4 separate regions of the Homo sapiens genome follow, and all the other regions are linked to region 1. The links are chromatin contacts, found by Hi-C or POLR2A ChIA-PET in ENCODE. All regions are on one chromosome and are shown on one strand. Each heading gives the region's core, a stretch centred on a gene start or an enhancer-like site at or near the end of the contact. The rest is flanking DNA. Distances are from core to core; before and after follow the strand shown. Region 1 holds the start of CAPN10-DT (CAPN10 divergent transcript). Region 2 holds the start of LINC01237 (long intergenic non-protein coding RNA 1237). Region 3 holds the start of ING5 (inhibitor of growth family member 5). Region 4 holds the start of ATG4B (autophagy related 4B cysteine peptidase).

Region 1 (6,906 bases), core at 2,289-4,788:
GAAAACCAGCGAGCTAGCTGAGGAGAGATCTGAGGCAGAGGCTGCCAGCCAGCCCCGTCCTCCTGTGAGCTGGCACATTTGTCTCTTTATTCTAAACGTGGTGATCTGACTCCATGGAGTCCGGGGGTCAGGAGAGCACAGAGCAGGGCGAACCTCCCTGATGGAGCCTTCTGGCGAGGCCAAGGCACCCCCCCCTGCAGCAGAGGGACAGAGTGCAGTCCTCAGCCTCTGCCTTGGAACTCTCCTGCCTTCCCCCAACACAGCAGGAGATCCGGCTGCGGCACAGCTCTGCTTTCGCAAGGCCTCCTGGTACTCAGCAGGCTGGAGAAACGCAAAAAGAAACCGGCTCCAGGACAAACACAGGGAAGGGGCCCCGCACCTGGTCCAGGAGGTGCCTGCTCTTCTGCAGCGCGGCGCAGGCACACAGGAACCAGCAATCCCCCAGCAGCCCCTGCTTCACCTGCCCTTCCCGTGGGTCATCTGGAAACAGCCGGGGTGTGGCACAAATCTCCTGAGATACAGAAAGTTGTCCAGAGTTAGATCATGCCTGCTGTGGAACCCTTCAAACTAAGAACCCAAGGCTCTAGATGACAGGAGTTGGGGTGGAGCTTTTCCGATCATCAGTGTTACCCAAAAAGGGACAGGAAGGTGGTTTCCTGCAGCGGGTGTCCTTCAGCTCCTGGCTTCAAATGCCTCTGTCCAGCTTAATTCTGGGGTGCCTTCCTTCCTTACTGGAAAAATCCCAAACTCTAGCAAGCTCCTTCTCAAAACAGCTAAATGTTGGCTTCGAAAAGTTTCACTTTTTACTCATGCTGGTAAATCTCAAATGTGTCCTCCATCCTGCTGGAAATCTGTTTCTCTAGCAGGCTCCATTTCCCACACCCCCTAACTATCATATACCTTCCCCTTTCTCCCCGTCTACTCAAAACATCCACACTGCCCTTGCCCACCCCTCTGAGCTTCGACCTTGCCTCCTGCTTCTGGACCTGACCCTCTCTCCTGCCCTCAGAGCCTGGGCTCCTCTCACAACTCCTTCCCTTCCAGCTCCCCGGGCAGAATCCCACCCCCATGTTCTTTAAGACATTATCTCTCAGCACCATAGTCTCCTTCAGGCTTCTCTTCATTACAGCTCTTGAAAGAGCTGCCATGCCCACTACCTGCTTCCCATTCACTCTCCACACAGGCTCCTCTAGCTTCTGAGCCAATCATGGCCCCTAAACTGCCTCGATCAATGTCGCTGTCACCTCTATGTTATCAAACCCACTGGGCTTCTCTTGGTCCCAACTCTCTTCCCCAACTACTCAGCAGCATTCACAACAGCAGAACAGCCATCTGCTGCCCCTGAGGTGGTCCCCACTCAGCTTCTGTGAGGCCGCATGCTCCCCGGGTGTCCTCTCCCTCACTGCCTGCTGCTTCTCAAGTCTATCTGTCAGGGCACCTGCCTGACCCCAAGAAATGTTAGGGTTCCTCAAGGCTCAGCCCCAAGGCCCCCTTCTTCTTTACTGATACTCCCCCGAGACACTCTCCCAGGCTGTGGACTGTAAACCATCTAATATGCTCCGCCTCCCAGAAGAATGCCTCTAGCCTATCCCTGCTCCGTATCCACCTGCCTCCAGGACAGATCCACCTGCCTCCAGGACAGCTCCACCTGAAGACGTGAGAGCAAAGCCCAACTCTAGGTCACCCCCAGGCTCTGTCCCAGGACCACCATCCACCCACCTGTTCAGGCCAGAAACCCAGAAGGCATGTTGATCCCTCCACTATCCTCACCCTCTATTTCAATCAGTCACTATGGCCTCTCGATCCCCCCTGCAAGGTACGTCTCAAACCAATCTACTCCAAACCCACATCCTAACAGTCGTCAAGCTAATCTGAGCCCCTTCATCTTTCTCCAGGACCACTACAATGGACCCTTGCATTCTTGCCCCGACAACCCACTTCCCACCCAGCAGCAAGAGTGAGCTTGTAAAAACACACATCCAAGAGAACCACTCCTCTACCAAAACCCTCTAGTGGCCTCCAGCTGCACCTAAAATCAATCTTTTAACAAAATAAAACCCAAATTCCAATGACAAGGCTCTACATGGTCTGACCCTTGCCTCCTCCCAGGCCCTTCAGTGTTGTCCAAGGAAACCAGGTGGCCTGTCAAAGCCATCTCAGTCACGAGAGCCCAGAAGTTCCAGCTCTGTTCGAAGACTGGCGGCCATCAGTTGTCTCCGCTAAGACCGCATCCACTTAGGGCAAGGTTGCTCCCTGGGCAGTCTTATTCAGCAGATAAACCATTTCTAAAAATATGAACACAGCACTCGGCCAGGGCATCCCTTGGAGGTGCCATTTCTAGGTGTTACAACTGGAAAGGCAGGTGCACAAAATCCAAAACTGAAATTCTATCACGCTTTGCTTTGTGGGCTCGGCCTAGCCACTTCAGAGGGGCACGAGCGGCCCTCTCTGCGGGAGGAGCAGACACAAACGCTCTTCAGGGCGAAAGCAAACAGGTGGGGCGGGGTTTGGGGCTCTGTTAAAACGCCTCTCGCAGCGCTCTGAGCCTCCTGGATTGGAGCTCTCGCAGGCGGAGGCCACGACCTAGTTTAGCGTCCTTAGGGTAGCGCCGAGTCCTGCTCGTTCTGGGCGGGGGTATGAAGGAGGTACGAAAAGAGGGGGCCGGGCGCCCACTTCTGAGGAGAACAACGGCGGACCCTGCGTTCGGAGCTACCCTGGCCGCCCACCCCGCCCCGCTCCCTGCGAGGAGCGGAGATCTCAGAAACCAGAAACGGCGCCCACCGCACCCCACACGGCCCCACCTGGGGCCGCCTCCACGTGATGTCCTCGCGGAACTGGGCCAGCGGCGTAGACAAGTCGCAGAAGAGCGAGGAGTCCGCGGCGGGGAAGGCGGCGTCCCGGAACAGCTCCCTCGCCGGCGTCGCGCCCCGGCCCGCCCGCATCCTCGGCTCCGCGGGCTCCCATCTGCAGCCGGTTGCCTCGGGGTCGCAGCCCCGGAGAGAAGGCGAGTCAGCCGCCGCCGCCTCCGGCCCGCCCCGCCCGTTCCCCGCCCGGCCCAGCCCTCCAAGCCCGAGGGCCCCGCAGGTGCTGGACCAGGCCAGTACGCCGGCCCGCTAGTCTCCCATTGGTAACCAGGCGGCAGCCAACCGGGCGTGGGGTCTCGGGTCACGTGACAGGCGGCCCAATCGCACTCGCGCGACGGAAAGCGCCACGGACGTCGGAGGCCCAGGGGGCGGGGCTCCCGAGCTCCGCTCTTTCGTGGTCGGGCGGCGGACCGCACTGTATTTTTTCCTTCCGGGGGCGGCGGAGCCCAGGGCTATCCCGGCCTCCGCTCATACCCGGAGGGCCGGCAGGCGTTCAGTCCTCCAGCCGGTGAGGCTCGGGCCGGGGTGTCGGGACCGCCTGAACACGCGGGCTCTGGGAGCTTCAGGGACCAGGGAGCCACCTCGGCCGAGTTGCGTCGCAGACTACAGCTCCCAGCATGCGCCGCCGCTCCCAGCATGCACCTTCCTCCCGAAACGCGTCTCTGCTTCCGGCGCTCTGCTGCGGAGGCCGTGGCCGCGGGTAGTTGGGAGGAACCGAGATTTACGCTTGGTAAGGCAAGTTGCGAGCTGTCCGGCGCCGGTCGAGTTCCTGCCGCCGTCGTCGTCAGGCAGGGGAGAAGGGGGCCTCAACCCCTCTAGTGACAGCTGTTTGCTACCTAATAGGGCTTTTCATCCCACCGGGCCCCAGGGCCTTCGTTAGGAGCCCAGCAGGCTCAACTTCTTGCTGTGGTTCTGGAAAAGGGAGTGACCACCTGGCTCAACACCTCTCTCTGTGATGTGTTTGGGAGTTTTGGGAAATGAGACGGCTCCGAGGGAAGAGCTTGAGGGAGCGGCGTCGCACTCGTTCGACCTTCCCGGGCCTGGGCTTTGTTTCTAGGCATTTTAGGTTGAACGCTCTACATCTTAACTGGGGGCAGGGGAGGTGGCCAGAGCATCCCGCTGAGCGTTTTCCGATTCCCCAGATGGCCAGGCACCTGGTCCTGGTGGCTGGACAGTGACCCCGTGGACGCACATTTACAGCTATAGCCATTCAGTGCCGCGGGGAGGTGAGGATAGTGATCCTGGGACCTGCTCGAGGATTCACCCTTGCCCCAAGAACCTGTTCCATTCCCAGGAATGAAGGCGGTCAGGCAGGGGAGGAGAAGGGGGCCTCAACTCTTCTAGTGACAGCAGTTTGCCACCTAATAGAGCTTTTCAGATTTTGCCTCCTCAGGCCATTTTACTCAGCCTCGGACTATCAAGGATGGTCACATTGAAGCTGTTTTTCTGCAGTCAGGAGCGAAAAGTCCCGGCTGTTGAAGGAGAAACTGAATCTGGTTCAGGAGTCCCAGGTTCCTCCCTCTGAGAGGCCAGGTGGGGCCTGCGTGAGTAGCAGTTGTTCAGGTGGCAGGACACTGCTGTTTTCATCCCACCTGGCCCCAGGCCCCTGATTAGGGGCCCAGAGTGCTTATGTACTTGCCTCGGTCTGAGAAAGGGAGTGACTGCATAGCCCAACACCTGTGGGATGCCTCACTGCCCAGATGTTTCATCTCCGGGATGCTTCATTGCCCATTCAGCACCCTCTATGGTGCTGACTCTTCCGGAAGATGTTTCTGATTCCTTGCTAGGCTGGTGGTTGCACCATAGCTGAGAGGACTCAAGAAGAGCCTGGTCTCAGCTTCACCTAGGAGTCCCGGAGGAGTAAGAAACACGTATCTTTCCTGTTCTGGGCACATATGGGTGGGTAGCAGAGCTGAGGCTAGCTGAGGATCCCGACTCTCCTTTGGGAGCCTTTGTTGTGCCGCTCTCCCAGGCTGATCAGATCTGGAGAGCTAACAGCTTCCTGTGGCCACATCTGTGTCCAAGGCTGGGCCCATGCCTGTAGCCAGATTGCCAGGATCTGGAAGGGGCCAAGAGACAGCTGGTGCTGGGTAGGCAGCAGCCCTGTGTCAACCTGCCCCCACTATTACCCCATGCTGTGATTTGCATGTGGTCTGCCCCTGCCCAAAATGGTATTGAAATTTGAGCCTCAATGAGGCAGTGTTAGGAGGTGGTGCCTAGTAGGAGGAGTTTGGGTAATAGGGGTGGATCCCTCATGGATAGGTTAGTGTCCTTTGTGGAGGGGTGAGTTCCCATGAGAGCTGGTTAGAGAGTCAGCCTTCCTGCGGTTGTCTCTTGCTTCCTCTCTCGCCATATGGCCACGTAATCTCTTTGTGCATGCCTCTCCCCTTCTACTTGCTGCCTTGAGTTGAAGTAGCATGAGGCCCTCACCAGGTGCAGCTGCCCAATCTTGAAATTTCCACCAGAATTTTGAGCCAAATAAACCTGTTTTGCTTTTTTAAAAAAATAAATTCCCCCACCTTGGCTGGGCGCAGTGGCTCACGCCTGTAATCCCAGCACTTTGGGAGGCCGAGGCGGGCGGATCACGAGGTCAGATCGAGACCATCTTGGCTAACACGGTGAAACCCCATCTCTACTGAAAAAAAAAAAGAAACAAAAAAATTAGCCAGGTGTGGTGGCGGGCACCTGTAGTCCCAGCCCCTCACTCGGGAGGCTGATTGAGGCAGGAGAATGGTGTGAACCCGGGAGGCGGAGCTTGCAGTGAGCCCAGATCGCACCACTGCACTCCAGCCTGGGCGACAGAGCGAGACTCCGTCTCTAAATAAATAAATAAATAAATAAAACAAACCCAACCTCAGGTATAGCAGTGTGAAACAGACTAAGACATTCCACATGCCCTGTGGTCCCATCTGCTACCCCAGGGTGCAAAGATGTTCCCTCAGCCCTGAAGAATGACATTCCCCCCGGCTCCTGGGATATCTGGAGGGGTTGTAAGCAGCTTGGGTTGGTGAGATAAGGAGTTTGGGGGGCAGCTGATTCATGACCCTGGCCTCCTCAACTGCAGGCTCTTGGTCTGAAGTACTGTAATTAAAGTATGAGAGCCTCGGGGCCCTCACTTCAAGGAGGGAAGAGCATCCCCATGCCTCAGCGTTTGGGGATTGTAGGGAGATGAGAGTCCTTCAGGTGGGACTAGTTCCCGCCATGACCCCACTGCTGGCCAGTGGCCTGAAACGCATCTGACCACTTCTCAGGTTCATGGGTGTTGAGGAGGAGCCCTGTGGAATCAACCCTGTCTGCCTCCTCTTATCCTGCCACTCCTCTTGCTCTGTCTGGATGACTGCCCTTGTTTTTCAAGGGAATGTTCCCTGTCTTCCTCAGCCAGGATTTTTTCTGAACTTGACATCTCCGTTTGTTCAGGGGGCAATCATTGGGCACTTCACTGTGCTGGTCCTTGCATTCTCATGGAGATGCAGAGATTAAAAATTAGTATCTTGTCCACATACTGCCCAGAGTTAGCAAGGATTGCTTTTCTGTGGATTTGTCTCAGGTCGGGCACAGTGGGGGTAGGGTCCTTCTCGAACCTTTTCCTAGCCTAAAGGTTCCAGCTGAATCTTCCCAGGCAGGGCTGAAACAGGAACCATTTTAGGCTTTGCTGCAACCCATGGTCAGTTCTCCAAGAAAAGTGAAGAGGGTTCCACCTGGGGCAGCCCTCAAGGGCTCAGAGGGCCAAAACACACGTACAACATGTTGAGACACTGAGTTTGTGCGATCCCCACACATCTCAGCAGTGAGTATTTCTGCCTCATTTTACCGATGAGGAACCTGAGCTTCAAAGGGAAGAGGTGACAGCTCAGGACCACACAGCTGTAGGTAGGAGGCAGGAAAATAGGGTCTGAGTGCAGGGAACATAGGCTGATTCACACTTCAGTTATGATAGGAAATACCTTCTCCATAGGACATAGGCCAAGCAAATGACTTTGTAACTTCATCCTCTCCATCTGCATAACGTGTGCCCCAAGTAACCAATGGAATCACCTAGAGG
Region 2 (6,906 bases), core at 2,820-5,319, 1.3 Mb before region 1:
CCCGGTGTCCACCTGCCACCTCCCCACCTGGGGCGCCTCTGGGCTGCTAGGCTGGTAAGAGGTCACCCCTGCCGTGACAGGGTAGCCAGTGCTGGACCTGCGTTCCTCCAGCAAATGGCTGTGAAACTGGACAAATACAGGGCCACTGTGATGGAGCCAACTGTGAGCCATGCTTCCCACCCTCCCCCTCCCACTCTGCCACCATAGGAGGCAGAGCTCGGGGAAACAAGGGCGCAGTGAGAGGAGGGCATAGCACCAGGGCTGGGGTTGGCCTGGGACAACAGAGAAGGAGCTGTGTGGATGCCGGACAGGGGAGATGGGGAGGAAAGTGACCATGGCTCACAGCGGCCTCAACCTCCTGGGCTCCAGGGATCCCCCTGCCTCAGCCTCCCGAGCAGCTGAAACTACAGGTGCACACCACCATGCTCGGCTAGTTTGCTTTCTTTTTAATAGACGAGGTATCACTGTGTTTCCGAAAGCAGTCTCGAACTCCTAAGTTCAAGCAATCCTCCTGCCTCTGCCTCCTAAAATTTGGGCATCACAAACATGAGCCACCACACCCAACTGACAGTTAATTTCTTAAAAAGTTAACTTTAATTTATTCAAAAGATTGTCTAAAGCAAAAGTAGCATTGTGTTACGGAGTTTGTAATGTAGGTAGAGGTTAAACATATGGCAACTGTAACAGGAAGAACAGGGTTAGAGGAATTACACCGTTACAAGTTTCCCACATTTTGTGTGAGGTGAATAGGCTGATAAATTAAGGATTCATTTTGTTGTCTTTAGGGTAACTACTAAAAATGGTAATACCAAGAGGCACAGCTAAAAGACCAACAGAGGTGTAAAACGAAGTACTAAAAAATTTCAATTAACCCAAAAAAGGCAGGAATGGAGGAACAAAGGAACAAAAAAATGACAAATAAAAAACAAATGACAAGATAAGACACTTAGAAAACAAGTAGCAAGATGGGGGATCTACAGCAACCTCATCAATCATTACTGGAATTGCAAATGGAGAAACTCCATGTGCAAAGCAGGGATTGTCACCAAGACCCAACTCCATCTACAGACACCCACGTAAGATACAAAGACAGGTTGGGTGTCTAAAGGATAGAAAAAGATCCACAGTGGTCCAGGAGTGGTCCCAGCATTGTGGTAGGCACAAGAGTGAGGATCACTTGAGTCTTAGAGTTTGACCTGTAATCCAAGCACTTTGGGAGGCTGAGGCAGGCAGATCACCTGAGGTCAAGAGTTCCAGACCAGCCTGGCCAACACGGTGAAACCCTGTCTCTACTAAAAATACGAAAAAAATTAGCCAGGCATGGTGGTTTGTGCCTGTAATCCCAGCTACTGGAGAGGCTGAGGCAGGAGAATTGCCTGAACCCAGGAGGCAGAGGTTGCAGCGAGCCAAGATCGCGCCACTGCACTCCAGCCTGGGCAACAAGAGTGAAACTCCATCTCAAAAAAAAAAAAAAGGAGTTTGAAAAATACAAAAAAAAAATTAGCCTGGTGTGGTGGTGCACACCTGTGGTCTCAGCTACTCTGGAGGCTGAGGTGGAAGGATCACTTGAGCCCAGGAGGTCGAGGCTGTGGTGAGCCAAGATGGCACCACTGCACTCCAGCCCGGGCAACAGAGTGAGACCCTGTCTCAAAAAAAAAAAAAAAAAGGAAAAAAGTGGCCAGGCACGGTGGCTCATGCCTGTAATCCCAGCACTTTGGGAGGCCAAGGTGGGCAGGATCACAACGTCAGGATATAAAGACCATCCTGGCTAACACGGTGAAACCCCGTCTCTACTAAAAAAAATACAAAAAAATTAGCCAGGCGTGGTGGCGGGTGCCTGTGGTCCCAGCTACTCGGGAGGCTAAGGCAGGAGAATGGCGTGAACCCGAGAGGTGGAGCTTGCAGCGAGCCAAGATCGCGCCACTGCACTCCAGCTTGGGCAATGGAGCAAGACTCTGTCTGAAAAAGAAAAAAAAAAGAAAAAAGAATAGAAAAAGGAAAAGATACACAGTGCCAATTCTGTGCATAAGAAAATAGCCCTGGAACACTCACATTAGACCAGGTAGCACCCCTGAAGATAAAGAGGGACATTCCATGATGACACCATGGTCAGCCACTGTCAGGATCACAGAAAAATCCTAAATGCCTAAAAAGATAATAACAGTTTCAAAAAACACGAAGTAAAAACGGACGGAACTGAAAGAATAGAGAAATTCACTGTCCTAGTTGGAGATGTAACAGCTCTCTCGGGACTGCAAGCACAGCGGGTGGGACAGGAAGGATTCGCCGGTTTAAAGAGCACTGTCAACCAGCTGCACCTCATTAACTCTTGGCGAGCATCCCACCCCACAGCTGCAGAACACAAGTAATTTTTGAGTGTATACGGAGCATTTACAAAGATAGGGCTTATGTTAAACAGTAAGAATAAGTCTCTGTAATTTTAAAAAGTGAGATCCTGCAGTTTGTTCCTTGATCAAAATGGAATTAAATCAGTAATAGCAAGATTCCTTTTAGACTCTCCACATATTTGGAAAGTGGGCAATACTCTTCTAAATATGCTTCTCAGAATAGAGGGTTTAAAAAATAAATACACACATAAAGAGATTCTTCTAAATAAAGCATGGGTCAAAGAAGAAATCCAAAGAAAATTAGCACTTATTTCAAATATCCATCAAAATATTACACAAAAATTGTAGCATAGTCTTAGAGGAAGATTTGTGACTTTAAATACTGACGACATTTCAACAAAGAAGGTACACAGTGATCAATACACTCATGAAAGGGTGTTCAACTCACCCGTCACAAGGAAATGCAAACTAACGCCTCACTGAGATCTGCCAAACTTCTGGTGCCGACTGTGACCTGGCCGCGCCTGCGGGGGGCAGAGGAGAGAAGGAGACTGGGGGTGAGGTCCACGTGTCCCAGGCAGGGGGACAGAGGCCAGAAGAAAGTGGCTGCGGGTGAGATCCACATGTCCCAGCCAGGGACGGAGAGGAGGGAGAACCGGACAGCAGCATCTGCTTCCAGCCACGTCACGTGTTTGGAGAGGCGGTGTCACCTCAGTGTGAGGAATGGCCACTCAGGACACGTCTGGACTTCCTCCCAGCCACCTCTCACCAGGGATCAGAATCCCGGCCCCGGGGACCCTCGACCCATAAACATCTTGGGCCTACAGCACCACCAAGCACGCCACAGCCTTGGCCTGGGGCTGCTTCAGAGACACCGCACGGAGGGCTTCTCACTTCCCCAGCCAGGAGCCACCCACGCTGCACCCGGGGAGGCCCCAGTTGCATCTGTCCCACCTTTCAGACCGAGCCAGCCAGAGGCGCCCAGAAAGACTATGCCAGGCCTCAGCTGTGTTGAAACCCAGGTTGGGGACAGTGGCAGGACCTGTGCCAGCGTCTGCCCTTGCTCCTGGCTGGATTCAGTTACTTGGCTGGGCCCCAGTGAAGGCGCAGAGGGCACCACCACCTGCACAGGAAGGGAAGGAAGCCCACAGCAGAGCCAGCACACGTGTGGCCACGCCCCGGCCCAGCCCCCCCTCACACGTGGCCACACCCCCTGCCCAGCCCCCTTACATGTGGCCACACCTCCGATCAGCCCCCTTCCACACGTGGTCACGCCCCCTGTTCAGCCTCCTCGCACATGACCACGCCCCCGTCCAGCCCCCGCACACAGGGCCACTCCTCTAGCCCAGCCCCTCACACGCGTGACCACGCCCCTTAGTCTCCTCGCTCGTGGCCACGCCCCCTGCACGGCCCCCTCGCGCGTGGCCACACCCCTGTCCAGCCACACACACACACACACACACACACACACACACACACACACACACACGCTGGGCCACGCCCCTACCCAGCCCCCTCACACGTATGGGCACGCCCCTGCTCAGCGCCCTCACACGCATGGCCACCCCCCGTCCAGCCCCTTAACGCGTGCTGCCCCGTGCCCACCTACAGCGGCCTCCTCCGCACCAGGGCTGACCCAGTGTGGGGTCCAGGTGGGCTCTGGTAGGCCCCCGGGCAGAGCTGTGCCCCGCGTCACTGAGGATGCACAGAGAAAAAGGAAGGGGCGGAGGAAGCGGAAACCCGAGCAGCGCTGCCTGGGCGTGGCAAGCCCGCTAGTTTTCCCGCCCGCTCATCTGCTTTCCCTCCCTCCATAATAAGTGTGGCACCTGGAGTGTGTGACTTTCATGATTTTCTTTTAGGAGAAACATAACGCAGTCCTCTGTCCCGCCCCTCCTGCAGGGAATGGTCATGGGGGCGTAGTTAACCCCATGCGTGCGGAGGTACACCTTGGAGCCCAGCGCCGACACAGGTCAGGAGAGTGTTAGCCACTGCTGAATGACTCCTGTTGTGTGCAAAATTGTTTTGACTTTTAAAGACTACACACAACCCATTCTGCCATTATTTAGGGTGAATTATACTGCTGGGTCACAAGAAGAAGACGTGGCTCCTCTTGATGCTGAGGGAGGCCTGGAAGTCATTGCTGGGAGCTTGGGAAGAGGGCTCCCCGAGGCAGAGCCTCCCAGGGGACAGAGGCGGCCCAGCGATGACCTGGGAGGTGAGCACAGGTGTGCGGGGCCCCTCGGGGCCCACCATAAGGCCCCACAGCAGGCCCTAACCTCCCCCATGTGTCCTAAGGCAGTTCCATTTGCATTGGCAATGGTCATTTCACTACTTCTGACCTGGAAGCGAGGTATATGTTTGGAGGTGACACGAGGCTCCCAAAGGGGTGCTATAGGGCGCCTTTTCTTATTTTATAAAACTTACATCGAAATGAGCCGCACCCTGAGGGGCAGCCCACCTGCTCACCCCTGGAGGGACTCTCCCAGGGCTGAGGGTCTTCCCCAGATGCTTCACCCGGGCTCCTCCAAGTGTGGGGTGGCCTTCAGTCTGCTGCGAAGAGGATGTGGGGTGTCTGGCAGCCACTCTGCTCTGGATTTGCGGGAACCTCTGCTGCCTCCCTGGTGCCCCTTGATTGGCGCTGGGTCTAGGAACCCCCTCTGGGTTGGAACTGGACTTGAAAAGGTCATTTTCTGCCTGCACCCACCAAGGCCACCTGGGGCTGTGGAGCCAGGAAACCCCTGTCACTCTCCTCAGATGCTGGCCCGAGGGCACCCTCAGTCTCCCTGAGTCCAAATCACCTTTTCTTCCCAAATGACCCAGCAGCCTAGGCCAGCCCCAGCTGGAAAGACTGCTCCCCTCTCTCCTCCGCTCTGCTCCCCTGCCCTCTCTTCCCCTCCCCTCCCTTCCTTTCTTCTGCTGGCGGAAGTCCTGTGCCAATCCCACATCCACATCCGTCACTGCACTCCTGGATCACACCTGGACAGACACAGAACTAGTCCTGGGAGTGATCCCAGGGCCAGGACCCTAGTAATGAGTTATCTAAATGTCTCTGGGTGTCTGGAATTGGTTCTCTGCTCCAACTAGCTTTAAAGGCATTCACGCTCTGTTCCCAGGGGTACCAGGGTGCTAGCTGCCCACAGGAGTAGCATACAGGCACTCAGATTGCCACCTGCAGACATCTGTAATCAAATGGCCATAGGATGCCTGGCCCTGGGCATCAAGGGAAAAATTTAGGGGTGTAGCTGGGTGGGCGGATGCTTCTAAGTGTGCTGGAGAACTTGGGGAAAAAGAGAAAGGCCTCCAATTTAGCCCCCAAAGTCCCAGGCAAACAGGGACACTTGCCATAACAGGTGGAGACATTCCCCAAAGGCTGGGAGGCAGAGTGGAGGCATCGCCAGGACCCCAGCCCTCTGCTGCCTCTCCTGTACAGAGGTACAAAGTCCCAGGCCCCAGAAGGAAAGGGAAGGAGATCCCCGAACCTCTGCTCCAGCTAGGACCTCACTGAGGCCCAGGTGGTGTGACCCTCCACCTACCAGCCAGCCCGGGGCCCGGATCACAGCGTGGCCACTCCTCCTGGGGACTTCCCTGGCCTCCCGCTCCCCTCGCCAAAGCTGCGGGTGAAGCAGCTCTAGCCCACCCTAGCTAGCCATTGTCCAAGGCCAAGGCCCGCCTGTCCACCTGAATACCCAGGGTCCAGGGTAACCAACCTGATCCTAACCCAACCCTGCAACAGGTAGCTACATAAATCAGCACAGACCCTACCCCACCCCCAGACACTTAGAGAGGCATTCGCTTTATCCACCACAGGGTGATGGGAGCTGCTGTCAGAGTTCTCGCCAGACCCTCCCAGGGAACCCCAGACTTGGTTTCAGCAGGAACCACATGTGACCCTGGATGAGCTGACCCCCATCACTAGGAAATGTACCTTAAGTCAGAAAAGTATTCACACTTTGAGTCCCCTCAACTTTGGCTGAACTAATAGCAATTACATTAAAAATGTGTCTGCCCTTCATCTTCTTTGACTTTGATATTAAATATCTCTACTAATAACTCAGTTGCCTAAAGTCGTTACTGCTACCTCATATTTAATTAGGCCCAACCTGGCCACTCCAACCATATAGGAGACTCAGGCAAGAGCTCAGATGTAGGCTCAGGTTAAAGTTCCAGTGTGGATTCAGGTGTGGGCCCAGGTGCAGCCTCAGGTGTAGTCTCGGGTGAGGGCTTAGGTGCAGCCTCAGGTGTAAGCTCAGGTTAAAGTTCCAGTGTGGGCCCAGGTGCAACCTCAGATGAGAGCTCAGGTGTGGGCTCAGGTGCAGCCTCAGACGAGAGCTCAGGTGTGGGATCAGGTGCAGCCTCAGACGAGAGCTCAGGTGTGGGCTCAGGTGCAGCCTCAGACGAGAGCTCAGGGGAGGGCTCAGGTGCAACCTCAGATGAGGGCTCAGGTGTGGGCTCAGGTGCAGCCTCAGATGAGAGCTCAGGTGTGGGCTCAGGTGCAGCCTCAGATGAGGGCTCAGGTGTGGGCTCAGGGTGAGAGTTCAGCTTGCTGCTTGGCATGTGA
Region 3 (6,906 bases), core at 2,125-4,624, 1.1 Mb before region 1:
AAAAAAAAAAAAAAAAAAGAAAAAAACAGAGTTAGGGCCAGGCGAGGTGGCTCACGCTTGTAATCCCAGCACTTTGGGAGGCTGAGGCGGGCAGATCATGAGGTGAGGAGATCAAGACCATCCTGGCTAACACGGTGAAACCCCGTCTCTACTAAAAATACAAAAAAAAAATTAGCCAGGCGTGGTGGCGGGCACCTGTAGTCCCAGCTACTCAGGAGGCTGAGGCAAGAGAATGGTGTGAACCCAGGAGGCAGAGCTTGCAGTGAGCTGAGATCACGTCACTGCACTCCGGACTGGGCGACAAAGCAAGACTCCGTCTCAAAAAAAAAGAAACGGAGTTAAATATCAAACGGCCAAAAAGTACTACCAAACTTTTAAAACAATGCACGCACTACACACTTTGAAAATTGAAAATATTTAAAAGAAAAAATTGGCAATAAATATTTTGATTGGAAAGGGTGATGGTTATAAAAACATGATATAAAGATGTGTAAGAACCCAAGAAACAATGTGGCTTCAAAAGTATCAACACCTACTGCAAGACACTGAGTGATACCCACGGCCCAGGGCTAGGCCAATGCCCCACTAACCTGGGTCCCCTCAAAACCCTCTGCCCCCAGCCTTCAGGAGCTGCTGGCTCCCACCTGTCAGAACTCAGTTCTGGTTGTATGGAGAGGTCTGAACCCACCTTCCGTCCTCTGGTCCAGCTCTCGCATCAGCTGGAAGTTCCTCTGAAGTTCGCAGGGAAGGTTCTCGATACCTGAAACGCAAAAACACAGAAGCCATGTACCTCTCAGCAGCAAGACAAAAATTCACCTCCAAAGGTTTTCTGTCTTTTTTTTTTGAGATGGAGTTTCACTCTTGTTGCCCAGGCTGGAGTGCAGTGGTGCGATCTTGGCTCACTGCAACCTACACCTCCCAGGTTCAAGTGATTCTCACGCCTCCGCCTCCTGAGTAGCTGGGATTACAGGCACATGCCACCATGCCCGGCTAGTTTTTGTATTTTTAGTTGAGACGGGGTTTCACAAGGTTGGCCAGGCTTGTCTCGAACTCCTGACCTCAGGTGATCCGCCCACCTCGGCCTCTCAAAGTGCTGGGATTACAGGTGTGAGCCACCAGGACTGGCCAAAAGTTTTATACTTCAAGTCTACAAGCCCACTCTGTATTCTGTCTCTGTCAGGGTTTGCGGAGCGGAAGGACTGTGATCTCATTTTTAGATGCAGGTACCAAACAGTGCTGACAAGAGGCTGTGTGCACACTTCGGAAGCTGTCAGAAGTCAAAGAAGGGAGAGGGAAACTTGGAAACCAACAGCACAGGCAGGGGAGGCCAACTGACCCCACCCTCTAGGCTGCCCCCCCTCAGTGAGCAGCATCTTCCAAGGCTCAAGCCAAAATCCCCTGGGTCCTCCTTGATCTTCCCCTACTTTACCCAGAAATCCAGTGCATTGAGCAGTGTAGCCACGCTGCCCACGCGACTTTATGCAAGGATAGAAATGTTTCCTCTCTCGGATGGGCGTGGTGGCTCATACCTGTAATCCCAGCACTTTGGGAGATCAAGACAGGCAAATCAGTTGAGGTCAGGAGTTCAAGACCAGCCTGGCCAACATGGTGAAACCCTGTCTCTACTAAAAATACAAAAATTATCCAGGCGTGGTGGTGCACAGCTACAGTCCCAGCTACTCGAGAGGCTAGGGCATGAGAATTGCTTGAACCTGGGAGGTGGAGGTTGCAGTGTGCTGAGATCATACCCTCCAACCTGGGCAACAGGGTGAGACTCCATTTCAAAAAAAATCAAAAAAAGAAAAAGAAAAGAAATGTTCTCTCTGAGCTGCCCAAGACAGTGGTGGCCATAGGGAGCTACTGAGCACTGGAAATGGGACTAACGCCATTCAATTTTTAATTTTACTTAAATAGTCCCTGTGGCTAGCGCAACCATTCCCCACAGTCTGCCAGGAGGACCCCCGTGCTGCTTTCGCGTCTGCTTTGTTACCCCCTAGACCAGGCCAACCTCCGCCCCCTGCACAGCTGACACAGGCTCCTAAGGGGGGCTGCCTCCTCCAGTCTTGGCCACCCTCCCATCTGCTGTTCACAGTTACCAGGCAATCATTTTAAACCTAACTCTATCTTATGCATCTGATGCTTCCAGCCCCAGTGTTTTCCCAGCTCCCCTAGAGGACAGAGGCACAGCCTCCCGGCTGGCACAGCCTCCCAGACACACACAAAGTCAACCCTCCTTGGGAGGCCAGCCCACTGGCTGGGCACCAGGATAGAGAAGGCCTCCCCTCCAGCGTGCTCCCCAGCTTGACTCTTCTACCCAGGGAACCCCCCACTACTCAGACCCCCAAGAGACAGCGGAGCACATGGGCAGAATCGGGCGTCCCTCTAGGGCAGCGGTCTCCAGCTCCAGGCCACGGCTCACTCGCCACTGTCTCAGCCCCTGGGCGGGTGCCAGGCCGAAGACCATGAGGATCCCCAGTGCAGCGCCCCCACAAGGGCCCTCCAGAGCCACCCGGCACAACCCCAAACACCGCGACCCCAAAGCTGTGCCCATCCCGGGCCGACGTCAGGGGTCCCGCGTGGGGTCTGCCCCTCTACGAGCGGGAGACCCTGAGCAGGCTGCTCGGCAGCGCTGGACCTTCCCTGGTGTGTAAAGTGAGGGAAAGCACCGTCCGCTCAGCCGCTGGGGGCGCCGACCTGCTGCCACCTGGAAACAGCACAGCCCGCCCACCAGGGCCGACTCGGCACCGCCCTCCCCGCCTCCGCGCCGCAGTCCCCAGTGCCGGGGAGAGACGCCCCGCGGCCCGCACGCCCTCCCCAGCCGCGGTCACACAAGAGGCCGGCGCACACGGGCGCACAGCCAGGCGGAGGCCCAGACCCCGGAGCCCCCAAGGCCCGGAGCCCCGCAGCGGGCGCCAGCTCCTCCTGCAGACGGGACAGGGACGGGCGGGACCTGGCGGGGCCGGGGCCGGAGCTGGGGGCGGAGATGAGGCGGGGCCTGGGTAGGGGCGGGACCTAATATGTGGGCGGGGTCGAGGCCGCAAGCCCCGCCCAGCATCGCCAGGCCCCGCCCCGCCGTGACGCACCTGGAATTGGCGCGACCCAGCCGGCGGGACCCCCCGCGCCCGCCCCCCGCGCCCTCCCCTCCCTTGCGGCCCTGCCCCGCCCCGTCCGCGCGCCCCCCGTCGCGCCCGGCCGCGCCCGCCGCCCTCCCGAGCCCACGGGGTCTGCATGCGGTGCCCGGCGCGCGGGGGGCTGCGGCACGGAGGACTCCGCGTGGGCGGCGGGCGCGGGGCCCGTGGGGCGCGCTTACTGTCCAGATAGTGCTCCAAGTACATGGCGGTCGCCATCTTCGTCCGCGGCCGCGCTCGGGGTCTGCGCGGGCGGGCGGTGCCGCGGGAGGCGGGGGCGGGGCGGTGCCAGCGCGCTCACTATTCATGAGTCGCGCGCGCTGATTGGTCGCGCCCGGGGGCGGGGTCGGACACGCCTTTCAGCTTCCGGCGGGCGGCGGGCTGCGGGGCCCGGGCGGAGGTTGTGGCAGCGGCGTCGGGCAGCGAGCAGGACCCAGGGCCGCAGCGGATCGGAGGCCGAGGAGGAGCAGGGGTTCCCGGCCCCACCGCCCGGCGTGCGGCCCAGGGCACCCAGGTGGGCGTCTCCCCTCCGCACCTGTCAGCGACCCCTGGGCCACCAAACGCAAACACGTGGTCCCGGGGACCTCACGCCCGTCCTGACGGCGCCCACGCGACCCCTGCTCCCGGCCGGGTCCCGGACAGGCCGCCACGAGGCCCTCCCTTCCCGAAGGCTCCTTGGGACCTGTCTGGCTCAGCGCCTTTCCCCCGGACCCCGAGCCCCCGGGGCCTCAGCCCGGCCTGAGCCGAGGGCCGGCACCGCGTGGCCCGGGCGAGCTGCCCCTCCCTCAGGGCCTGGGCCCTGGCGCCCTTCCCCCGCCAACGCCGCCCCTTCCCTCCGAGGAAAGCGGCCGCCCCGCCCAGCACCAGTGAGGGCACTGGCTCCTTTGCTGCCACCTCTCGAGGCAGGCAGGACCCGCACCATCTGGATGCCTTGGCCGAAAAGGCACGTGCGGCAGTATGATATAGTTAATAAGATGGCGTGCAAAGGTGTGCCGTAAGATGCATGCAAAAATACTGGAGAAGGCCGGCGCGCTGGCGCACGCCTGTAATCCCATCACTTTGGGAGGCCGAGGCGGGCGGATCACTTGAGGGCAGGAATTTGAGACCAGCCTGGCCAACGTGTTGAAACCCCGACTCTACTAAAAATACAAAAAAAAAAAAAAATTAGCCAAGCGTGGTGGCGCACGCCTGTAGTCCCAGCTACTCCGGAGGCTGAGCCCGGGAGGCGGAGGTTGTAGTGAGCTGAGATCGCGTCTGCACTCCAGCCTGGGCGACAGAGCAAGACTCTGTCTTCAAAAAAAAAAAAGAAAATTTTAAGAAAAAAAAAATACTGGAGAAACATAATTAAAATATGTTTCAGACTCGGCACGGTGGCTCACGCCTGTAATCCCAACACTTTGGGAGGCCGAGGCGGGCGGATCACTTGAGGGCAGGAATTTGAGACCAGCCTGGCCAACGTGGCGAAATCATGTCTCTACTAAAAATACAAAAATTACCCGGGCGTGGTGGCGGGCGCCTGTACTCCCAGCTACTCGGAGACTGAGGCAGGAAAATTACTTGAACTTGGGAGAGGGAGGTTGCAGTGAGAAGAGATCATGTAACTGCACTGCAGCTTGGGTGACAAGAGCAAGACTCCGTCTCAAAATAATAATAATACAAAAACTAGCCGGGCATGGTGGCAAGTACCTGTAATCCCAGATACTCGGGAGGCTGAAACAGGAGAATCGCTTGAGCTTGGGAGGCGGAGGTTGCAGTGAGCCGAGATTGCACCACTGCACTCCAGCCTGGCCAGCAGAGCAAGATTCCATCTCAAAAATAAAATAAAATAGGGCAGGCGCGGTGGCTCACTCCTGTAATTCCAGCACTTTGGGAGGCCAAGGCGGGAGGATCACGAGGTCAGGAGATTGAGACCATCCTGCCTAACACGGTGAAACCCCATCTCTACTAAAACTACAAAAAAATTAGCTGGGCATGGTGGCGGGCGCCTGTAATCCCAGCTACTCGGGCGGCCGAGGCAGGAGAATGGCGTGAACCCGGGAGGCTGAGCTTGCGGTGAGCCGAGATCGTGCCATTGCACTCCAGCCTGGGCGACAGAGCAACACTCCGTCCCAAAAAAAAAAAAAAAAAAAAAAAACTTAGCCGGGCATAATGGCTGGTGCCTGTAATCCCAGCTACCCAGGAGGCTGAGGAAGGAGAATCACTTGAACCTGGTACGTGGAGGTTGCAGTGAGCCGAGATCGTGCCACTGCACTCCAGCCTGGGTGACAGAGCGAGACTCCATCTTAAAATATAAAATAAAATAATTTAAAGTGTTTAAATATTAGTCTTTGGGGTGATTCTTCTCTGCCTCCAAACTGTGTAGCATCATCATGCAGTGCTCACCAGTACCCATGTCACTCCTCTTCCCACTTCACCACTGGACGCCCCCAAGCTGGGGATCAAACTCATCTCTGGCAGGTCTTTCATGGGTGAGGTGTGTCACTTCCCAGTCCTGTCTCCACTCCCTGTGATCTCAAGAGGACGTCCCAAAGGCTCCCCGAGCCCCAAGAACTGATGACCACTAGATGTAACGTGTAGGCCCCAGAACCCCCCGCCCCACCCCCAGCCACATCCTTGACTTCCGAGATGCAACGTTGCTGGTCACACAAATTAGCATAAGCTGATCAAAGGAGCAGTACTTTCATTATTTAAAATGCATTTTTAAAGATATTAAGCCAGCTGCTGTGACTCAAATCCGTATGATCACCATGAGAGGCTGAGGCGGGAGGATGGCTTGAGCCCAGGAGGTCTAGGCTGCAGTGAGCCATGATCAAACCACTGTACTCTTGCCTGGGTGACGGAGACCCCCACCTAAAAAAACAAGCTATGTCCCCCTTGGTGGACTCTTCCCTAAACCCCAGTCAAATATTGAAAACCAGAAACAATGTTTTTGCCACTATTATGTTCATTATAAAAATTCAGGCCAGGCATGGTGGCTCACGCCTGTAATCCCAGCACTTTGGAAGGATGAGGTGGGTGGATCACCTGAGGTCAGGAGTTTGAGACCAGCCTGACCAACATGGAGAAACCCAGTCTCTACTAAAAATACAAAATTAGCCAGGCGTGGTGGGCATGGGCCTGCAATCTCAGCTGCTCGGGAGCCTGAGGCAGGAGAATCATTTGAACCTAGGAGGCAGAGGATGCAGTCAGCTGAGGTCATGCCATTGCACTCCAGCCTGGGCTACAAGAGCAAACCCCTCCCCCCCCAAAAAAAAATTCAGCTGGGGTGGTGGCTCACGCCTGTAATCCCAGCACTTTGGGAGGCCAAGGTGGGTGGATCACCTGAGGTCGGGAGTTCGAGACCAGCCTGACCAATACAGAGAAACCCCATCTCTATTAAAAATACAAAAGTAGCTGGTTGTGGTGGTAGCTGCCTGTAATCCCAGCTACTTGGGAAGGTGAGGCAGGAGAATCACTTGAACCCAGGAGGCAGAGGCTGCGGTGAGCCAAAATCATGCCATTGCATTCCAGCCTGGGCAACAAGAGCAAGACTCTGTCTCAAAAACAAAAAAATTAAACAATACAGGAACTTTTAGCTTCCCACCTCCCCAGGGGGCAGGACTGTGATTGCCTTGTTCAGCTTTCAGTCCTAATGTTAGCAGTTTGAGTGCATCCTTACTGGCCTCATTTAATTATAGACTATTTTTCCATCAGTTTTAGGTTTATTGAAAAGTTGAAGAGAAAGTAGACTTCTCATATACTCCTCCACACACACACACACACACACACACACACACAC
Region 4 (6,906 bases), core at 2,460-4,959, 1.1 Mb before region 1:
ATTTTTTGTATTTTTAGTAGCGACGGGGTTTCACCGTGTTAGCCAGGATGGTCTCGATCTCCTGACCTTGTGATCCGCCCACCTCGGCCTCTCAAAGTGCTGGGATTACAGGCGTGAGCCACCACGCCCGCCCCCCTCCATCTGAGTTGCTTAGCTCAGGCCATACACTATGGGGCCATCTTTAACTCCTCCCTCTCTACCCATCCCTCTCCCAACTTCCAATCTACAAACAAATTCTATTGTCTCAACCTCCAAAACACATGCAGAAGTCAACCTCTTACCCACCCTGAGCTAATCCACTGGCATCTCCTTGCTGGCTTGTTCAACAGTCTCTTAGCTGGTCTCGCTGCCTCTGCCCTTGCCCCTCTGCAGTACATTCTCAAAAGAGATGCCAGAGCAAGCCTGTTGAACACAGTCTATCATGTGACTCCTCCTCTAGAATGAAACCTTCCAAACGGCTGCCATCCTGTTCAGAATAAACACTGAGTCCTCACTATGAGCTGCCATCCTGTTCAGAATAAACACCGAGTCCTCACTATGAGCTGGCAAGGCCCCACTACACTGAGCCTAAGTCACCTTTCTATCCTCAGCTCCTGCTTCTCCCACCGCCACCCGCTGCACCTGAGCCACACCAGGCTCTTGCTACCTGCCCTTCCTCCTACACTGCTTTAAGTCTTCGTCAAAACTTAAACCTTCAGAGTGAGACCCTTCCTGGCCATCCTGGCTACAATTCCAATCCTCCTCATCCTTGGCCCAAATCACCATCCCCCAGGAGCCACGCACTTCGCTGCTAATGCTGGTCTCATGTCTAGAACGTTAGCTACCCCAGGGCAATGGTTTTCATCTATGTTGTTACTTCTCTAGTCCTAGTGTCTAGAACAATGCCTAACACATATCTGACAGTCAGTAACAAACAGTGTATTGAATTAATGACTATCAGAACAGAAACTGTATTACACATGGTCAAGGAAGGCAGAATCTTCAAGAACTCTAGAGATCAAAGGAGGGCAGATCATTAATCATCTCTGAAAGGAAATACAGCATCAAGTCAGAAGGAAAATTCCCCATGATATCCTACAAACATCATATACGTTTTTATCAGCATAAACAGAGACCTTTAAATGCAAACACCTTTTCTACTCTGATCCCACATGCAGCAACATCCAGTGTCCTATTAAAGTATCACCATGTCAACACAGTTGTCAAGGGAAAATAAAAGATAAAATAAAGTATCGCCATGTAACAACATAACTGTTCTCCCAACTTGAACATGATGATTTTCACATTTTAGGTCATATGATCGACACTGAACCGTGTTTTTGACCTTAGCCAAGTCTCTCATATGATACTCCAGCCTCAAGGTATCGAAATGATAGAGGCAGGAGGCAGACAAATCCTAGGCAGAGAGGGGTGGGTCACCAGTGAAACCCAACCTTCAAGCCACAGTTTAAAGCCTGAAAGCCAAGCGACGAGTCTCGGATAAATCCACAGACTGGATTGCGAACCTCTCTTCCTGTTTGGTGCGCTTTCCTCTAATTAATCCCCACCCTTCACCTATTTTACATATACCTACTTTTCTCTAATTGGTTTATTACACTGTTGTGCCCACCTTTGAGTAGTGACTTTGTTTTAACCTTTTTTGCATACTCACAGACAAATCAGCACACACTCCCCATTCTGAGCCTATAAAAGCCCTGGACCCAGCCACACCAAGGGAGACCACCCGACTTTGGGTGGAAGACCACCCTTGAGTCCCCTCTCTGCTGAGGGGTGTTTCATCACTCAATAAAACTATTCTCCACCCTCCTCACCCTTCGATTGTCAGTGTTAAGTGTAGTCTCATTCTTCTTGGACGTGGGACAAGAACTAGGGACCCAATGAATGCAAGTACAAAGAAGGCTGTAACACTGTGGCCCTGGGCCCTCTGCCGGCAAAGGGCAGCCACCCACTGTGACACCCCACGTGACAGGAGGCAGCAAAGGGAAGCAGCGGGGACGGAGCCAGCCCCAGAGCTATAGCCTGGAGCAGGGCAATGGGAGTAACAGGGCTGCTGACACTCTGCAACACCCCCTCTTGGGCTTCAGGGTTGTAAGCACCCCTGCTTGGGCGCCACTACCTTCCCCTTGTCTGGACACCAGAATCCACTGTCCCTTTGTCTGGACGCTGGAGTCCGCCGTGGGAGTTGCTTGCCACATGTCTAGCTGTAAGCTCTGCAGAGCCCACTCTGGTGCCTGCGCTTGAAACAGCTGGCGGGACCCGGCACTCACTCACCCACACACCCACTCCCGCCAGGGGCTGAGCATACAGTCATGGTGGCCATGGTATCCGTGCCATAGTGCAAACCAGGTGCCCACCGGTGGACCAAGTAGATGGGGTATCTCCTGCGGCGAGCCTGGACCCAAGCAAGGCCTGGGCAGGGGCCTCGCCAGCCGGAGGTCTCTGGCTGCCAGAGTGGCTGAGAAAAATCCTGCATCACAAACAATAACACCTAAAAAGATATAATACAACAGTTGTAAAATAGTAAACAACAAATAGTACACAGCTGCAAATAGTTCAACCGTGAATGACGGTTATTCTAAAAGACAAACTTCACAAGATATACACCTGGTCAACATGCTCCTTAGGGAGTCAGGGCTCCTGTTTCCTCCAGCCACCTACCACATTTAAGTGGTGAGCTGCTACAAATCATTTTAATAGATATTGGCAATACACATTACAGTTTTCCAACTCAGATCTTAATAAATTTATGTTGTAGCTACCAGAAAAATAAAAAGTAAAAACAATCCCATTCAGAATGACAGAATTAAACCAGATGAAAATCTTTCTTTACAGATGGGGGATACTTGGTAAAAGGCAAATCAGTTCCCACAAAGAATGAATGAGCTAAAACTTCTGTGTAAAAATATTTCTAGGGCTACTGGGCTAGCGATGGGTTTGGCGCTGACTTAAAATAATCTTGCTAGCAAAAATGGAGCGGAAGCATGAAAGGATAGGAAAAAAACCAACACTCCCTATACACACACACACACACTCCTTCTCTTTCTCTCTCTCTTAGGACCCCAAGAAACTAAGACCCGATGATACAAATTCACTGTTTCTCTTTCTCGTCACGGAAAAGCAGCTTGGAGAATCTACTGGTTACTAAATTGAAGACAAAAACAAAAAAGATACGTATACTGTGATGAACACGTCACGTTTCTCTCCTCCAACCTACCAATAACTTCATAAAAGTTAAAGAGCTTCCATCCCTTCACGCTCAGCTGCGGAAAGGCTACGCTTTCGCCCGCCGCTCGCGTCCCCGGCCCGGACCGCGGCCGCCCCGTTCGCCGCCGCGCCTCTCCCCGCCCGGCAGGCTCCGCCGCCCTCCACGGCCGACCTGGCGCAAGGGCCTGTGCAGCCACAACCTCCGGAGCGCTCCGGACGGGACCGGAAAAGCAGAAGCTCCAGCGCAACCGACGGCGGGTTCCGCGGCGCAGTGCGCCGCCGTCCCCCTCCCGCTCCCACCGCCCACCACCCACCAACACCGCCCCGCGCTCCCGCAGCGCCCGCCGCCCCGGCCCAGCCTGGCCCGCACCGGCGTGCCCCGAGGCGAGTCGCGGCAGCCCGACCCGAGCAGGGGAGGCCAATGATAAGGCGAGCACCTCCTGCGGAAAGACCGACCCCCGGCAACTCCTCACCTGCGTCCATCTTCCCAGTCCGGCCGCCGACTGACCCGAGCGGCGTCGCTCCGACGGGCCAGCAACGCGACGCGGCGACGGGACGCCGCGGGGGCCAATAGGTGTGCCGGCGCAGGCGGCGAAGACGATACGGCGCGCGAGCGGAAATACGCGGGAGCCGCCATTTTGGCGTACGGCCGGGCCGACGCGAGCCCCGGGGCGCCCTGCGGGCGGCATGGGGTCGTGTCGTGGGACGACGGCTGGTTCTGCTGTCCGACGGGACACTGTGTGCCATGGGTGGCGCTTCCTCCTCTTAGAGGACCCAGGAGCAGTTGTCGAGGCGGCAGAGGCGAGCTCTGTCCCCGTCCGAGCAGCCATCTTGCGGTACGGACGTGCTCGGCGCGCCCATGTCGCGGTACGGACTTGCCCCGCCGGGGCGACTCCCCCGCCCGTCTGCCCGCCTGCCGACGGACGCTGCGAGGGGCCTGCGGCGCCCCGCTGGTCCGAAGACGCCCGAACCCGCGGCTGGCGAGGACGCGGGCGGGGGCTGGGGCGGGGGCGGGCCCGCTGCGGGCGCCTGCGCCTCCATCTTGCCGTACGGCGCGGACGCCGCGGGCCGGCCCACGTCCCGAGCCGTGTCGCCGCCGCGCTCCCTCCCTCGGGGCGGTCCGCGGGCGGGCGGGCGGCTAGGGCCGGGGCCTGGCTGCGCGGCTGGGCCAAGGCCCGCGATGGTGATCTGCTGTGCGGCCGTGAACTGCTCCAACCGGCAGGGAAAGGGCGAGAAGCGCGCCGTCTCCTTCCACAGGTACGCGGGCCCCGGGCCGCCACGCCCCCGCCCCGACCCGGCCCTGCGGGGAAACTGAGGCCCCGCGGCCGGCCCGAACGCGGGGGGCGGGGGCGCCGGGCCTCGGCGGCCGGGGCGCGGGGGAGCGGGCGTGGGCGCTGTGTGACCTTGGCCCGGCCGCCGTCTCTGGGCCGGGCGCCTCGGGCAGCGCAGCCGCCCCCACCCCGGCCGCCTGGGTCCGCCCTGCGCGCGATCGATCCGGCCGGCGCCTAGGCTTCAGAAGCCGCACGCTCTGGAAGCGCAGGTCCTGGGCCGATTGTCCTGCTCGGCCGCGACTGCTGACTCTCCGGACCGCGCGGGCCGTCGGCCTGGATGTCTGCGAGCAGGAGCGACCGGGCAGACGCGACCTGCGCCTCCGTAGCTGACAGCCCCCGAGAGGGCTTTCCGGGACTGGGCCCCCGAGCCCAGGACGCGGGTACGCGCGGAGAGTCTACGGGACGGCCGGCTGGGGACGGCATCCTCCTGCGCTCCCTTAGAGCCTGGCCCGGGGCTCTCGGCCGCTTCCCACGTGGGCCCCCGCGGCAGGGCCCAAACCCCTCTAAGGCCTTGTGAGTTCAGCCTATTTCAGTGAGATTTCTGCGGATTACACGCGGGAGGCACCAGAACCGCGAACAGACTTTAAAAACCACTTTGGAGATGTTTCTGTTTTATGTTGCATGGTGTTATTTAAGTTTTAAAGACGGGAATGGCACGTGTTATTTATAGGGTTATTGAAAGTTCACAGTAGTTTGCTGTAAGTCTTAAATCATTACAATGTATTATAAGAATTAGTAACATTAGATTATTTCACAAGTCAGCCAGCGCACTTTCTTGACAATTTCCTTCAGAGCTTGTGTCCTAGAAGTTTTGTTATTGTTTTTTGAAAACGAGGCAACGTGTTGCAACGGTCTAACATGGTATGGGAGGAAAGGACATCGGAATTGGGGGTGGGGGGGTACCTTTGCAGTTGGCCTCACAGTGTTCAGAAAGGAGGTTAGAAGGTCCTGTTGCTTAGAACGGCCCAGTCCATCCTGTTAGGATTTGTCCTGGTCCACACTGGCCTCAGGTGGAGCAAATAGCAGTTAGAACTGACCACCCTGTCCCTTATGTGCACATTAGGGCCTGGTTTTTTTTTCTTTTTTTCTCTTTTTTTTGAGAAGGAGTCTCCCTCTGTCGCCCAGGCTGGAGTGCATTGGTGCGATCTCGGCTCACTGCAACCCCCGCTCCTGGGTTCAAGCTATTCTCCTGCTTCAGCCTCCCAAGTAGCTGGGATTACAGGCAAGCGCCACCACGCCTGTCTAATTTTTTTGTATTTTTAGTAGAGACAGGGTTTCACCATATTGGCCAGGCTGGTCTCGAACTCTGGCCTCAAAGTCCTGACCTCAAGTGATCCACCCGCCTCGGCCTCCCAAAGTGCTGGGATTACAGGCATAAGCCACCCCGCCCGGCCCAGGCCTATGTTCTTAAACACAGAGTTTGCCTTAATGAAGAAATGGTTATGAAGGATCTTTATTAGGTAATAAAGAAATGACTAAACATCCTATTCAGTATCTTCCTGCGCTGGTTGCTTTTTTCTCACCATTTTTAAATTATGGTATAATACATGTAACATGAAATTTACCATCCTAACTTTTTTTGGAGACAGAGTCCCACTCTGTCACCCAGGCTGGAGTGCAATGGTATGACCGTAGCTCACTGCAGCCTCAGCCTCCTGGACCCAAGTGGTCCTCCCATCTCAGCCTCCAGAGTAGCTGGGATCACAGGCATGAGCCACGGCTCCCAGCCTTTCCTACCGCTTTTTCAGTGTACAATTCATGGCAACAAATACATTCACGTTGTTGTGCAGCTGTCACTACCATCCACCTCCAGAATTATTTTTATTTTGTAAAGCGGAATCTCTGGACTCATTAAACATTAATACCCCAGTCCTCCTCTCCCTAGGCTCTGGGAACCCGCATTCTCCTGTCTCTATGAATTTGATTACTCTGAGTACCTCATGTGAGTGGTATCATGCAGTGTTTGTTTTTTTGCACCTGCCCTATTTCATTCAGTATAATGTCCTCAAGGATCATCTGAGTTGGTTGATTTTTTTTGAGGGGAGAAGACCGGGTTTCACTCTGTTCCCCAGGATGGGGAGCAGTGGTGCAGTCTTAGCTCACTGTAACTTCGAATTTCTGGGCTCAAAGAACCCTCAAGCCTCAGGCTCCCAAGTAACTGGAACTGCAGGTGAGCACCATTGTGCCCTGTCCCTGGGCTGGTTGACTTTTAAAAGGAGCATTTTTACTCCTGGAGGTGGGCATGCAACAGGAACACAGAACTGTAGCTCTGGAGTCTTCTGGAGGTCTCCAGATTCTCAGCTGCTTGCGCACAGCCAGGGCTGCCTCCATGCAGTCCTGACCTCTCACGCCCTAGTGTCTGTGGATGCTG

Evidence for each region. Hi-C counts contacts between places; a loop is a spot of excess contacts on that map. ChIA-PET counts read pairs that join two places held with the same protein, here RNA polymerase II (POLR2A). Pooled maps may share reads with other maps.
Region 2: a loop to region 1 is called in a pooled map, with 23 times the contacts of the local background. The contact joins the promoter of LINC01237 here to the promoter of CAPN10-DT in region 1. A Hi-C loop is called at or near these places in 5 of 37 single-sample maps with no recorded cell type and 10 of 50 pooled maps.
Region 3: a loop to region 1 is called in a map of CD8-positive, alpha-beta T cell, with 11 times the contacts of the local background. The contact joins the promoter of ING5 here to the promoter of CAPN10-DT in region 1. A Hi-C loop is called at or near these places in 1 of 168 maps with a recorded cell type or tissue (CD8-positive, alpha-beta T cell), 2 of 37 single-sample maps with no recorded cell type and 13 of 50 pooled maps. POLR2A ChIA-PET finds 5 or more read pairs at or near these places in 1 of 52 experiments (MCF 10A).
Region 4: a map of gastrocnemius medialis shows a loop between it and region 1 (4-fold over the local background). The contact joins the promoter of ATG4B here to the promoter of CAPN10-DT in region 1. A Hi-C loop is called at or near these places in 3 of 168 maps with a recorded cell type or tissue (CD4-positive, alpha-beta T cell, gastrocnemius medialis and naive thymus-derived CD4-positive, alpha-beta T cell), 3 of 37 single-sample maps with no recorded cell type and 12 of 50 pooled maps. POLR2A ChIA-PET finds 5 or more read pairs at or near these places in 1 of 52 experiments (WTC11).

What each region holds. Positions count from the first base shown.
Region 1 is chr2:240,582,948-240,589,853 of GRCh38, reverse strand. CAPN10-DT (CAPN10 divergent transcript) reads left to right here and starts at 3,538. Exons shown (of 1, transcript NR_103792.1): 1 at 3,538-6,906. CAPN10 (calpain 10) reads right to left here and starts at 3,120. Exons shown (of 12, transcript NM_023083.4): 1 at 2,802-3,120; 2 at 380-511. The coding sequence starts at 2,942. RefSeq lists a silencer at 2,854-3,083 and enhancers at 2,283-3,109, 3,048-3,342, 3,394-3,573, 4,564-4,933, 5,304-5,373.
Region 2 is chr2:241,878,526-241,885,431 of GRCh38, reverse strand. LINC01237 (long intergenic non-protein coding RNA 1237) reads right to left here and starts at 4,069. Exons shown (of 4, transcript NR_110220.1): 1 at 3,954-4,069; 2 at 2,797-2,872. It overlaps LOC105373978 (a long non-coding RNA gene), which reads left to right and starts at 4,105. Exons shown (of 3, transcript XR_924077.3): 1 at 4,105-4,317; 2 at 4,415-4,563; 3 at 6,156-6,398. RefSeq lists an enhancer at 4,049-4,639.
Region 3 is chr2:241,698,507-241,705,412 of GRCh38, reverse strand. ING5 (inhibitor of growth family member 5) reads right to left here and starts at 3,374. Exons shown (of 8, transcript NM_032329.6): 1 at 3,311-3,374; 2 at 689-760. The coding sequence starts at 3,347. RefSeq lists enhancers at 2,256-2,885, 3,124-3,956 and silencers at 2,611-3,170, 3,355-3,518, 3,261-4,080.
Region 4 is chr2:241,634,496-241,641,401 of GRCh38, reverse strand. ATG4B (autophagy related 4B cysteine peptidase) reads right to left here and starts at 3,709. Exons shown (of 13, transcript NM_013325.5): 1 at 3,678-3,709. The coding sequence starts at 3,687. It overlaps THAP4 (THAP domain containing 4), which reads left to right and starts at 4,244. Exons shown (of 6, transcript NM_015963.6): 1 at 4,244-4,461. The coding sequence starts at 4,385. RefSeq lists enhancers at 2,228-2,761, 3,161-4,088 and silencers at 3,252-3,391, 3,432-3,621, 3,642-3,691, 4,062-4,411, 4,442-4,511 and 1 more.